Linked DNA regions of Homo sapiens: region 2 is linked to region 1. A link is a loop called in an ENCODE intact Hi-C map of the cell type or tissue named here. Cell type or tissue: heart right ventricle. All regions are shown on one strand. Each heading gives the region's core, and the rest is flanking DNA. Links, peaks and the distances in the headings are about the cores only.

Region 1 (5,560 bases), core at 138-5,137:
TGAAGAAAAAAGCTGTAAGAATTGTCTAATGTAGAGACATGTTCAGTTAGTTGAGATACATAGGCTCTTTCTGCTTCCTATTTTATTTTTTGACCACTCAGTACCTAAGTGTCACCAGTATTTAATGGGGCTGGTCCTATATTTTATGAGGTTGTTTTTTTTTTTTCCTGGAAGGAATTTACTGAGCCAAAGGCAAAGTCACATCACACCCAAACTAATAATTTCAGGATATATTTGGACTAGCGACCTAAGTTCAAGCATACCACATTTAGACCAACAGAGTTAACCTTAATCTATAAAGAACTCAGACTAGGGACAGTGGCTCACACCTGTAATCCCAGCACTTTGGGAGGCTGAGGCGGGTGGATCACTTGAGATCAGGAGTTCAAGACTAGCCTGGCCAACATGGTGAAACCCTGTCTCTACTAAAAATAAAAAAGTTAGCTGGGCATGGTGGCACACTCCTGTAATCCCAGTTACTCAGGAAGCTGAGGCTCGAGAATCGCTTGAACCTGGGAGGCAGAGGTTGCAATGAGCCGAGATCCCGCCACTGTTCTTGAGCCTGGGCAACAGACTTAGTGTGACTCCCTTTCAAAAATAAAAAAATAAAAATATAAAGAACTCTTATATATAAGAAAAATATTAAGGTGCCAGTAGAAAAATGGGCAAAGGGCGTGAATGTACAATTCACAGAAAAAATATAAATGCTCAGTAAAAGCATGAATATGAATATGTAAGTTATACTGAAAATCCCTTTTTTTTTCCTGGCCTATCCACTTGGCAAAGAACTTTCTAAATTAATCTGAATTTTGGTGAAGTGGAAGTGAAAATGGAGACTCCTATGCTGCTGATGGAAGTTGAAGTTGGTACATTTCTGTAGAGTAATTCTAGCATTGCAGGTATTTGGAGTCTTAAAAATGTTCATACCGCGTAAGTTTTGACCCCGTGAGCTTTTTTTTTTTTTTTTTCAAGACAGGGTCTTGCTCTGTTGCTCAGGCTAGAGTGCAATGACATGATCACGGCTCACTGCATCTTTGACGTCCTTGGACTCAAGTGATCTCTCCATCTCAGTCTCCCGAGTTGCTAGGACTACAAGCGCATACCACCATGCCTGGCTACTCTTTTATTTTATTTTTGTAGAGACAGGGTCTCACTATGTTGCCTAGGTTGGTCCCAAACTCGTGGGCTCACGCTATCCTCTTGCCTCTGCCTCCCAGAGTGCTGGGAATATAGGCATGAGCCACTGTGCCAGGCCCCATTGAGCTTATTTGGGAATATATCCTGAAGAAATAATAAAATATTTGGTCAAATATTTATATAAAAGGCCATGTAGCGTAGTTTTATTTAGGAACAATTCCAATGTTTAATAGTAGGACATTGGTTACATAAGTGATGGTCTATCATCATAAAATAAAAATTGTATTATTTATTAATTGAAAAATAATCACAATACAACGTGTGAAAAGGGCAAGCTACAAAATGAAATGGAGTGAAGTAAGGAAATAACCATAATCATGCATACCTGCTTGCTTACAGAACAGAGATGGGCACAAAATAAACTAAAATTGTAATACAACTTGGTAGATGGAATTGTAGGCAATTTTTATTTAATTTTTTCCTTTATAGAATTTTAAAAATAATTATGTAATTTTTATTATCAGAAGCAGGCACTATTTTAAAAGAATATTTGAAATGGAAAAGCATCACTTATTTTCAGGGTCATTCGTGTTTTTTATCTGCAGTTTTACATAAATTGAAGCATAGGACTTTATATCAAAATTCAGCTTGTTTGCACCACCCATATCAGACTTGTCTACACTGGCTAGTTTAGGCACAAGTGACCACCATGAAGTGGTAGACTTCAGTTTTAGGGGTGAACCCAGAAGATACTGTGACTTGGCCCCTGACAGGCTCGTGGAAGCAGCCTCATTTCTCAGGTATTCTTATGTCCTGCACAGGAGGAAGAGACTATGAAAAGGAGCATTCAGACTGGATAGTTCATGTAACCTCATCAGTCTCCTCCCACTCTGCCTCCGGACACACCTCTGGCAGCCGAATGCAATATAAGATTTTGCCATTAGGTGGTGTAGAGGGCTTGATTAATATTTGTAAGTTGAACTGTGTAAATTTGTTACTAAATACTAGATAAAATTTGGGGAAAATGCCCCTTTCCTAATCATACTCTCAGAGAAAAAAAAAATGCTGACAGGTTATTAGACTGTCCAGCAGAGGTCAGTCTAAGTGTATAAAGACCACATTAGTCCAGGGGCACTAATTGACAGAGTCCATTGACTGCTTATTTAGTAAAAATGATCTTGAAATTAATCTCCTCATAGAAGATTTTCCTTAGAAGGATAAAATATTGAAAATACCCCTCTAAAATGAATCTATTGGTTGATAGATATTTGATAGAATATTTTGTAGCCCCTAGTTTAATAATGAATTTCTTATGTGATCCTATTATATGTGTTAATAATATCCAATTGCCTCATAAAAACTGAGCTTCGAAAGATTATGGCAGTTTTCTTAATTTAGAAAAACCCAGAATCCAGGGTTGAGGAGATGAATGGGAAATGAGTTTTATTATTATTATCATTATTTTGAGACAGCGTATTCTTATGTTGCCCAGGCTGGAGTACAGTGGCACAGTCATAGCTTACTGCAGCCTCGAACTCCCGGGCTCAAATACTTCTCCCACCTCACCCTCCCAAGTAGCTAGGACTACAGGTACATGCCACCACAACTGGCTAATTTTTAAAGTTTTTTGTAGAGATGGGTCTCACACTGTTGCCGAGGCTGGTCTCAAACTCCTGGGCTCAAGCTGTCCTCCCACTTCAACCTCCCAAAGTGAAATGGTTTCTTAGGTTACTTTCTCTACTAATAGTCTTTCCAGAAATCTTTCATATTTCATGGGGTTATTTGGGGATTCAGAAAGCCACCCAGAAGCTCCTAGCCCAATGCCTGGCATATAAAAGGCACTCAATAAGTGCCACTGCATTTTAGGAAGGTGAGAATTTAGAGAAGAGAACACCACTTGGAATCCCTGCTTAGCGGTGAATGTGAAAGTAGACATAGTGGTTTCCCTTTTCTCAAGTGACTGGGTCTTACTTCAAGTAAATTAGACATTTCCTGGAGATCAGGGGTTGTGTATTTTCACTTCTCTATATAGCCATAGTACTCTTTAAGAGTTCACTAACTACGTGTTAAATGGGAACTCATGATGGTTAACAATAGCTCAGTGGAGATGTTCTACAGTTATTTCATACATGCTACTTTGAAGTAGCTCAGCTTATTTTGTGAAGTGAGTGTATGTGCCATAGGGAAAAAAAGTCTCAAATCCATTGCAAGAAAATGGTAGGACTTTTGGACACTGAAGGAAAAAGAAAATGAAATGGAAAATTATATTTAATCCCAAATTGTTTTTGTTCCTTTATTTTCAAGACAGTTAGGCAGTGGGGAAGCAGTGCATGCCAATGAAGAAGCAGCCCATGACTCTGAAATAATGCAAATGTAAAGTGATTACAGTAGAACATCATATGACTGTTTTAAGAAAGTAGGAAACCAGGCTGGGCGCGGTGGCTCACGCCTGTAATCCCAACACTTTGGGAGGCCGAGGCGGGCGGATCACAAGGTCAGGAGATCGAGACCATCCTGACTAACACGGTGGAACCCCGTCTCTACTAAAAATACAAAAAATTAGCCGGGCGTAGTGGCGGGCGCCTGTAGTCCCAGCTACTTGGGAGGCTGAGGCAGGAGAATGGCGTGAACCCAGGAGGCGGAGCTTGCAGTGAGCCAAGCCATTGCACTCCAGCCTGGGTGACAGAGTGAGACTCTGCCTCAAAAAAAAAAAAAAAAAAAAAAAAGAAGAAAGAAAGTAGGAAACCAGTTACATTCCAGATGGGAATTATGACTGAGAAACCCCAAGAAAACTGACTACTGACTATTACAGAGAGTAAAATACAGATGAAGTGTAAATTATCTGGTGTTTTCTGGTTGCATTTGCTGCTGCTAATCTGAATAAATGGAATAATGTGGAAAGAAGAAATTGACAATCCTATAAACTTTACTCTGGGAAGAGATGGAGATAAAAGTGTATGCCTTGGATTCTGATCTGACTGGCAGGATTGCCTCTGGCTTTTGCTAGATTATCTTGAATCTTCCCTCCCTTCCAGGGCCCTCTCTTTTAGAAGAGGCGCTAGCTGGCCAGTGAACCCATGGCACATCCAGGTTGTATGGTCACTCTTCCATTTAGGGAGCTATGAAAGGAACACATAGAAACTCCTGGATCTCCTGTTTCAAAGTTTGAAGGAACCACTTTAAATTTTGATTCAGGGCCTAGAAATACCTGCAGAGATGGCAAGATCCATGATTTTCCTTCTATGCAGTGGTTGCTGGAGCCTGCTCTGTGGAGTGGCTAATCTACAGCCATGTAGTTCACTCCCAAGGCTCACTTCCCTCGTCCCTCCATATTTGCAGGAATTGCCTCCCCATTGCACAGTCAAGTTAGACTCAAGAAGTCAGACCTGGTTTCACCTCAGCCCCAGCTTTGCTTGTGCTGTTTCTGCTGTGATGCTCTGTACACACCCACCCATTTTTGCCGTGTGGAGTTGGCTATATGCTTCAAGGCCCAGCTCAACAGTCCACTCTTCCATGAAGCCTTCCTTTCTCTGAATGTTCCTGCCGCACCTGGGGTGCACCCCTGTCACAAACTCAGTGTTCACGGTGAGCTAAATTCCCATCTCCCTCACCATCTTGTTTTGGGAAGGAAGTAATCCAGGAAGGGTTTATATCACAAAAGCTATAGCAGACAATTTTAAACAAGGATGCAGGGTGAATGGATGAACTACCAAGGATCAGAGGTCCACCCTGATGCCTGGGTATTAAGTAAGCCCAGCGGTTCTTAGAGCAATGCTGGGGATGGGGGGCTGGTGATCGTGAGGCCCTAAAATGACTGAAGTTTTATTTCCACCCTGGCAAAATGAAGGTCAAAATTAAAATTAGATAGAATTACTGAAAATAAATATTTCTTTCACACTGTTGTGGACTGAGATTTATATCCACTACATTCATCAAACCATTTAATGGTTCGTAGTGCCATCCCTGGCTCCCTACCCTCCATCAGCCACTCCATCCATCCCCTCTCCACACCACCCTACATTACTCTTGCGTTTCAGAATTTTTATGGTTATTTTATTTGTTTATTTTGAGACAGAGTTTCCCTCTGTTGCCCAGGCTGGAGTACAATGGCGCAATCTCGGCTCACTGCAACCTCCTCCTCCTGGGTTCAAGTGATTCTCCTGCCTCAGCCTCCCTAGTAGCTGAGATTACAGGTGCCTGCAACCACACCCAGCTAATTTTTGTATTTTTAGTACAGACGAGGTTTCACCATGTTGGTCAGGCCAGTCTCGAACTCCTGACCTCGGTGATCCACCCGCCTTGGCCTCCCAAAGTGCTGGGATTACAGGCATGAGCCACCAGGCCCAGCAGTTATTTTCACTTGATGATTTTTCCATATTAACCTTAGTAGCAAAAAAATCTGATATTTTAATTACAGTGTATT
Region 2 (5,560 bases), core at 146-5,145, 440 kb after region 1:
TGTTTGCTAAACCTGGCCACCTTCAAGTAGTTCCTTCCCCATTTTCCTTCACAGGTATTTTCCCCAATAAATCTCTTGCACGTCTGATCCCACATTGGTGTCTGTTTTGCAAAGGCCTCCAACTAGCACATGATGAGAATTGAATGAGAGAGCACACTGCAAGATCACAGAGCAGTGCCTGTCCCCAGGAAGTAATCGTTTGCTCTTAGCCAGCAGGCACAGCCAAATATTACCAACTGGTGTGTGAACCTAGGCTGGCTGACTCCCTAGTCTGGGCTCCCTCACCCCTCACCCCTATACTTAGCAGGTGCTCAAAACACATTTCATGAGAGAGGTATGTATTTGTTTGCACGTTTACAGATGAATTCTGGGAGGATGCCAAGCATTGGTGGTTGCCCTGGAGAGGGCCTGCTGGCCTGGAGAAGTATGAAAGTGAGACTCACTTTTGGCTAAATGACCTCACCTACCCACCTTTTGAATTGAAACCATACAATTGTTATTACCTATCACAAAACTTAAAATTTAAACTTATTTTGAATTGAACTAAATTCATTGCAGTTTTTATATCCTGGAGGCTCAAGGCGTGCAGGAGACCCAACTAAGAGCCATTGAACAGACGGAGGCCCCACATTTGCTCTGAGAGGCACTGGTTGGAGGTAGCAAGTGTTCCCACAAGTTCCTAAAGTTGCTTTTTTTTTCCACCCAGCTGCTCCCGAAAGTACTTTTGAAAGACCAAGTTCTTGCACCAAACAACACTTTGATGTCAGACGACCCTGAGGATCTCCCTAATCATTACACGGCAGTGCTCCCAGTCCATCTAGGGTCTTCTTTGGGAGGCAAGGAGCTGGCGTGGAGGCAAAGGGCGTCTTTCACCTTCCCTCACATTTTGCCCACCAGCAAACGAGGAGGAGGAAGGGCTTGTGTCAGGGAATTGGATCACAAAAGCTCAGCACTCAAAGAGGCCTAAAGGTCAGTGCAGGTAGGAAAATTCTCCCTAACCTCCCTCACCCGACATTTCCTCAGTCCATGCTTGCCTGCCTCCAGGGATGGGGACCTCATTCCCTCAGACACAGCACAGCTGTTCTAACCAGCACAGCTCTGCCGGGAAGAAAGTGTTTTTCTCTCTGAGCTGAGACCTGGCACCCTCTGACTGCCCCCTGACATCCCTGTGGATCCTTGCTCTGCCCTCTGGGCTCCCAGGCCCTGTGAGCTCACTGCAGAGGAGCCCGCAGGCTGCCTTCTCCAACTCTACAGAGACTGGGCCCTTCCTCGCCTCCTGCTTGCCCTGGGCAGGCTCAGCCTGGTTCTCTTGCAGGACGAGGCACCTAGGAATGGGATGACAGCCAACAAGTCTTCAGAAAGCCCCTGGCAGGGCTGGAACTCCGAGAAAGGGGCATGATAGTTTGCAGGAACTCCCCTGGATGAGCCCTGTGAAAGCCTAAGTATCCCATGCAGAGGTCAGATGGTCTTAGGTAACCAGAACCCCAGGTGCCCCACCCCCAATTCTGCACCTCTCCAGTCTGCACAGGGCTGGGTACTCTTAGCCAAAGTCAGAGCTGTGGCACTGGTGTCTCCACTTGAACACCTCCTTCTGTTAACTTATTCTTGTTTCTTTTTTTTTAAAGACTTACTTATTTTTATATTTTAATTTAATTTAATTTTCTCTAATCCCATGACAAATTTTAGAAATGACTTATTTTGGCTTGGTGTAGTGGCTCAGCCTGTAGTCCTAGTGCTTTAGGAAGCTGAGGTTGGGAGGATCACTTGAAGGCAGGAGTTGGAGACCAACCTGAGCAACACAGTGAGTGAGACCCTATCTCGACAAAAAATTAAAATATTACCCGAGTGTGGTGGCAAATGCCCATAGTCCCAGCTACTCGAGGGGCAGGGGTGGGCAGATTGCTTGAGCCCAGAAAGTTTGAGGCTGCAGTGAGCTATAATCACACCACTGCACTACAGCCTAGGCAACAGAGTGAGGTCCTGTCTGTTAAAAAAGACAGATAAAGAGAGACTTATTTTTTAAAGTAAAAAAATCCAGAAGATCCAGAGGTAGCTACTTTGACGAGTTTCTCGAGTGTTCTGCTAGAGCTTCTCTAAGCATTTATAGCAGATCCGGGCCGTTCTTGACCTGGGAGAGATCCCTCACCTCCCTTTATGCGCAACCCTGGATGGCAGCTTTTATTCCCCGACTGCACGGTCCTTTGCTGGGTGGCCCCCCTCTGCCACAGCTGTGGTAGGTTGGCCCCTGGTTCTGCACAGAGTGATTCTGAGCGGTCCATAGGTTTAAGCTTTAACGATGCAGTGTTTATTTAAAAGCCTATTAAAGAAAACAGACTAGTGCCTCCAACCCATCATTTCACACCTGCCTCGAATGGGGTTAATTTTTTTTTTTTTTTTTTTTGAGACGGAGTCTCGCTGTGTTGCCCAGGCTGGAGTGCAGCGGCGCGATCTCGGCTCACTGCAAGCTCCGCTTCCCGGGTTCACGCCATTCTCTCGCCTCAGCCTTCCGAGTAGCTGGGACTACAGGCGCCCGTCACCGCGCCCGGCTAATTTTTTGTATTTTTAGTAGAGACGGGGTTTCACCGTGTTAGCCGGGATGGTCTCGATTTCCCGACCTCGTGATCCGCCCGCCTCGGCCTCCCAAAGTGCTGGGACTACAGGCGTGAACCACCGCGCCCGGCCCAGAATTCTTTCAAGTTCCACCCGGAGCGCCCCGGGCCTCTCGTGGGGGAAGGCAAGTGTCGGGCGCCCCCTGCTGGCGGGAGGAGCCGCGCGCTCGCGCTCAGGTGGGATTTGCTCCCGGACTCGGGGTCTCAACGTGCCGGAAAGGTTGGTTGCTCCAGGCTGAGTAAGAACAGTGAACAGGAAGAGGCTATTTAAAGCAGGCGGCTGGGAGCATAGGCTCAGGACGCAGGCAGAAGACGATGCCCCAAATTCTGATCCTCAAAGTGCCACCCAGGCCCAAACAAAAATAGGAGCGGAAGACAGCGGCCAGACACCACGGGGGCGCGGAGAAGGCTCTTATTAAAATGTCTAATGCACTTGGTGATATTCCTGTTTTATCCCTGATTGAAGTCTTACGGTCCCCACACATGGTCTTCTGCTCATGAAGGTGAAGGTCATTCATAGCACAGTAATTAATTCATTCAGCAAATAATTCCTGGGCCCAACCCCGTGCAGGGCACTGAGGGATAATAACAAAAAGCGTAATAGCTCACATTTATAAGGTCCTATGCAGCACTCTAGAAAGTAATGAAGAAAATAATAGGCTGGGTGCGGTAGCTCATGCCTATAATCCCAGCACTTTGGGAGGCTGATGGGTGGATTGCCTAGGCCTAGGAGTTGGTGATCAGCCTGGGCAACATAAGGATACACCGTCTCTACAAAAAATAAAATTAGAAAAAAATTTAGCTGGGCATGATGGTGCACGCCTGTGGTCCCAACTACTCTAAGGCTGAGGTGGGATCGTTTGAGCCCAGGAGGTCGAGGCTGCAGTGAGCCATGATTGCACCACTGCTACAGCCTGGGTGACAGAGACTTTGTCTCAAAAAATAAACCAAAAAAAAAAAAAAAGAAGAACAGAAAATACTAATAGCTCACACATTTATTGAGTGCCAAGCGCTGTTCTATGTGCTTTGCACCTATTAACTCTTTTAATCCTTATGCAATAAGAGGAAGGTTCTTATTATTACCATTTTGTAGGTGAGGAAACTGATACACAGAGAAGGCAAATAACTTACTCAAGTTCTCACAGCTGGGATGTGGTTGATGCATGGATGACTAAAACAGGGCTCCGTCCTTGGAGAAGCCCACAGTCTAATTGGGGTGACAGACCTGGGACATATATATATGTAATTGAGGACTCACAAGGGATGAAGTGTCATCTCTGTCTGGGAGGGTTAGAGCAGAGCAGACCCTTTGAAATGGGAATTTGTCAGGCTCAGAGGAGATAGGAGAAGAGGGAAGGGCACACTAGGCAGAGGAATGGCAGGTGCATAGGTAGGGTGGCAGAAAAGTGGCACAGCTTCTGCCATAAATAGAACACAGTCTGATTAGAATGAGGGAAAGACACCATCAGTGCTAGAAACCTGTGTCTGGAACTGACCATGAATGGCACTCAGCCCAAGGCTCTGTGAAGTGCGCCTAGGGTCTCGAACTCAAGGGTCACACTTCTGAGAAATGACAGCATGCTTTCAGGGAAAGGGAAGGAGAACTGGGTGTTCTCTGTGTCTGCTTTGCCATGAGGCAGGGTCCAGCGGGGAAGAGGACCCTGGAGGCACCACGTGGCTGGCTCCTGCCCTGTTCCTCCTATCAGCTTGTGCCAGAGGAACAACTAGCTTTCCAGATGACCCATGTCCAGCCTAGGGCCTGCTCCTGCTACACACTAGTGTGGGGAAAAGAGAATGTGAAAGCCTGTCAGTCAGGAGGACCAAGGCTTCCATCCTGGCCCCACAAGTCCCTTACACTCTCCAAACATCAGCTTCCTGATGTGTAAATTGGTGACTAACAGCCACCTTGCAGGGTTATCATTTTAGTTAGAATAGAGCTAGGTATTGGTGGTATACTGAGCACAAAAATGGCCCAGTCTCTATCATGGGCTGAGTCGTGCCCCACCCCCCATTCCTATGGTGAAGCCATAACCCTCAGTACCTCAGAATGTGACTGTATTTGGAGACAGGGTCTTTAAACAGGTGATTAAGTTAAAACAAAGTCATTAGGGAGGGCCCTGATCCTTATAGGAAGAGGGAATTAGGACACACACACACAGAGGGAAAAACACGTAAAGACACAAGGCAAAGACCGCCAAGGAGAGAGGCCTTGGAAGAAACCTACCCTGCTAACACGTTGATCTTGGACTTTCAGCCTCCAGAAGTGTGAGGAAATAAATGTCTGCTGTTTAAGCCACCCAGTCTGTGGTACATTGTCATGGCAGCCTAGCAAACCCTCTGCCTCTTTTAGTTCCTTCCAGAAAGAGGTGGGTCTATTTCTCCTTGAATCTAGGCTGGACTTGGGAGTTGCCAGTAAAAGGCTGGAATGCAGCAGAAGTGATAATGTGACAGTATGAGCTTAGGCCTCAAGTGACCTCTTGTGCTTCTGCTTGTTATCTTTTTGTGAATAAGCCTGGGCCAGCCTGCTGGCAGTTGACAGAGCACATGGAGGAGAACTCATTTATCCTGGTTCAGGCCATTCTAGACCAGTCAGCCCCAGAATAGGTGAGAGAGCTTTGCTAAGACCCGCAGGGCTGCCCCTGCCCTCAGTCCACAGCCAATCTCAGATGCACGAGAAAGCCCAGCCAAGGCCAGAAGAACTGCCCAGCTGATCTGTGAACTAAGAAAAGTAAATGCTTATTGTTGAAAGTCAGTAAGTTTAGGGATGTTTGTTACACAGCAATAGCCAACTCTGCAGCTCTGTAACAAGTGACTCCCCTCCTGAAACCAGCCTCCTAACTCTCAGCCCATGTGGGCCAGTGCCTAGCACAGGAGGCCTCTCTCTCTTCCCAGAAGATACCCTGTGCACAGTGATTTTGAGGAGCTTATCAGAGATGGGCACAGGAGCTTTA

The links. Peaks named below come from ENCODE experiments on the same cell type or tissue, not always from the same donor. Only the 100,000 strongest peaks of a DNase experiment are listed, where the experiment ranks them.
Region 2: it touches region 1 in a loop (3-fold over the local background); 26 of 110 quality-filtered maps call a loop at or near these places.

The regions. Positions count from the first base shown.
Region 1 is chr3:15,554,267-15,559,826 of GRCh38, reverse strand. No RefSeq gene overlaps it. Among named protein-coding and RNA genes, the nearest start is that of COLQ, 35 kb to the right of the region's middle. In heart right ventricle, for the core only: CTCF peaks have their summits at 1,988 and 2,188 (motif pointing right); a DNase peak (open chromatin) is centred at 2,026; H3K27ac peaks cover 585 bases.
Region 2 is chr3:15,116,002-15,121,561 of GRCh38, reverse strand. No RefSeq gene overlaps it. Among named protein-coding and RNA genes, the nearest start is that of RBSN, 20 kb to the right of the region's middle. In heart right ventricle, for the core only: a CTCF peak has its summit at 2,749 (motif pointing left); no DNase peak of the experiment used is centred there; H3K4me3 peaks cover 500 bases; H3K27me3 peaks cover 1,528 bases.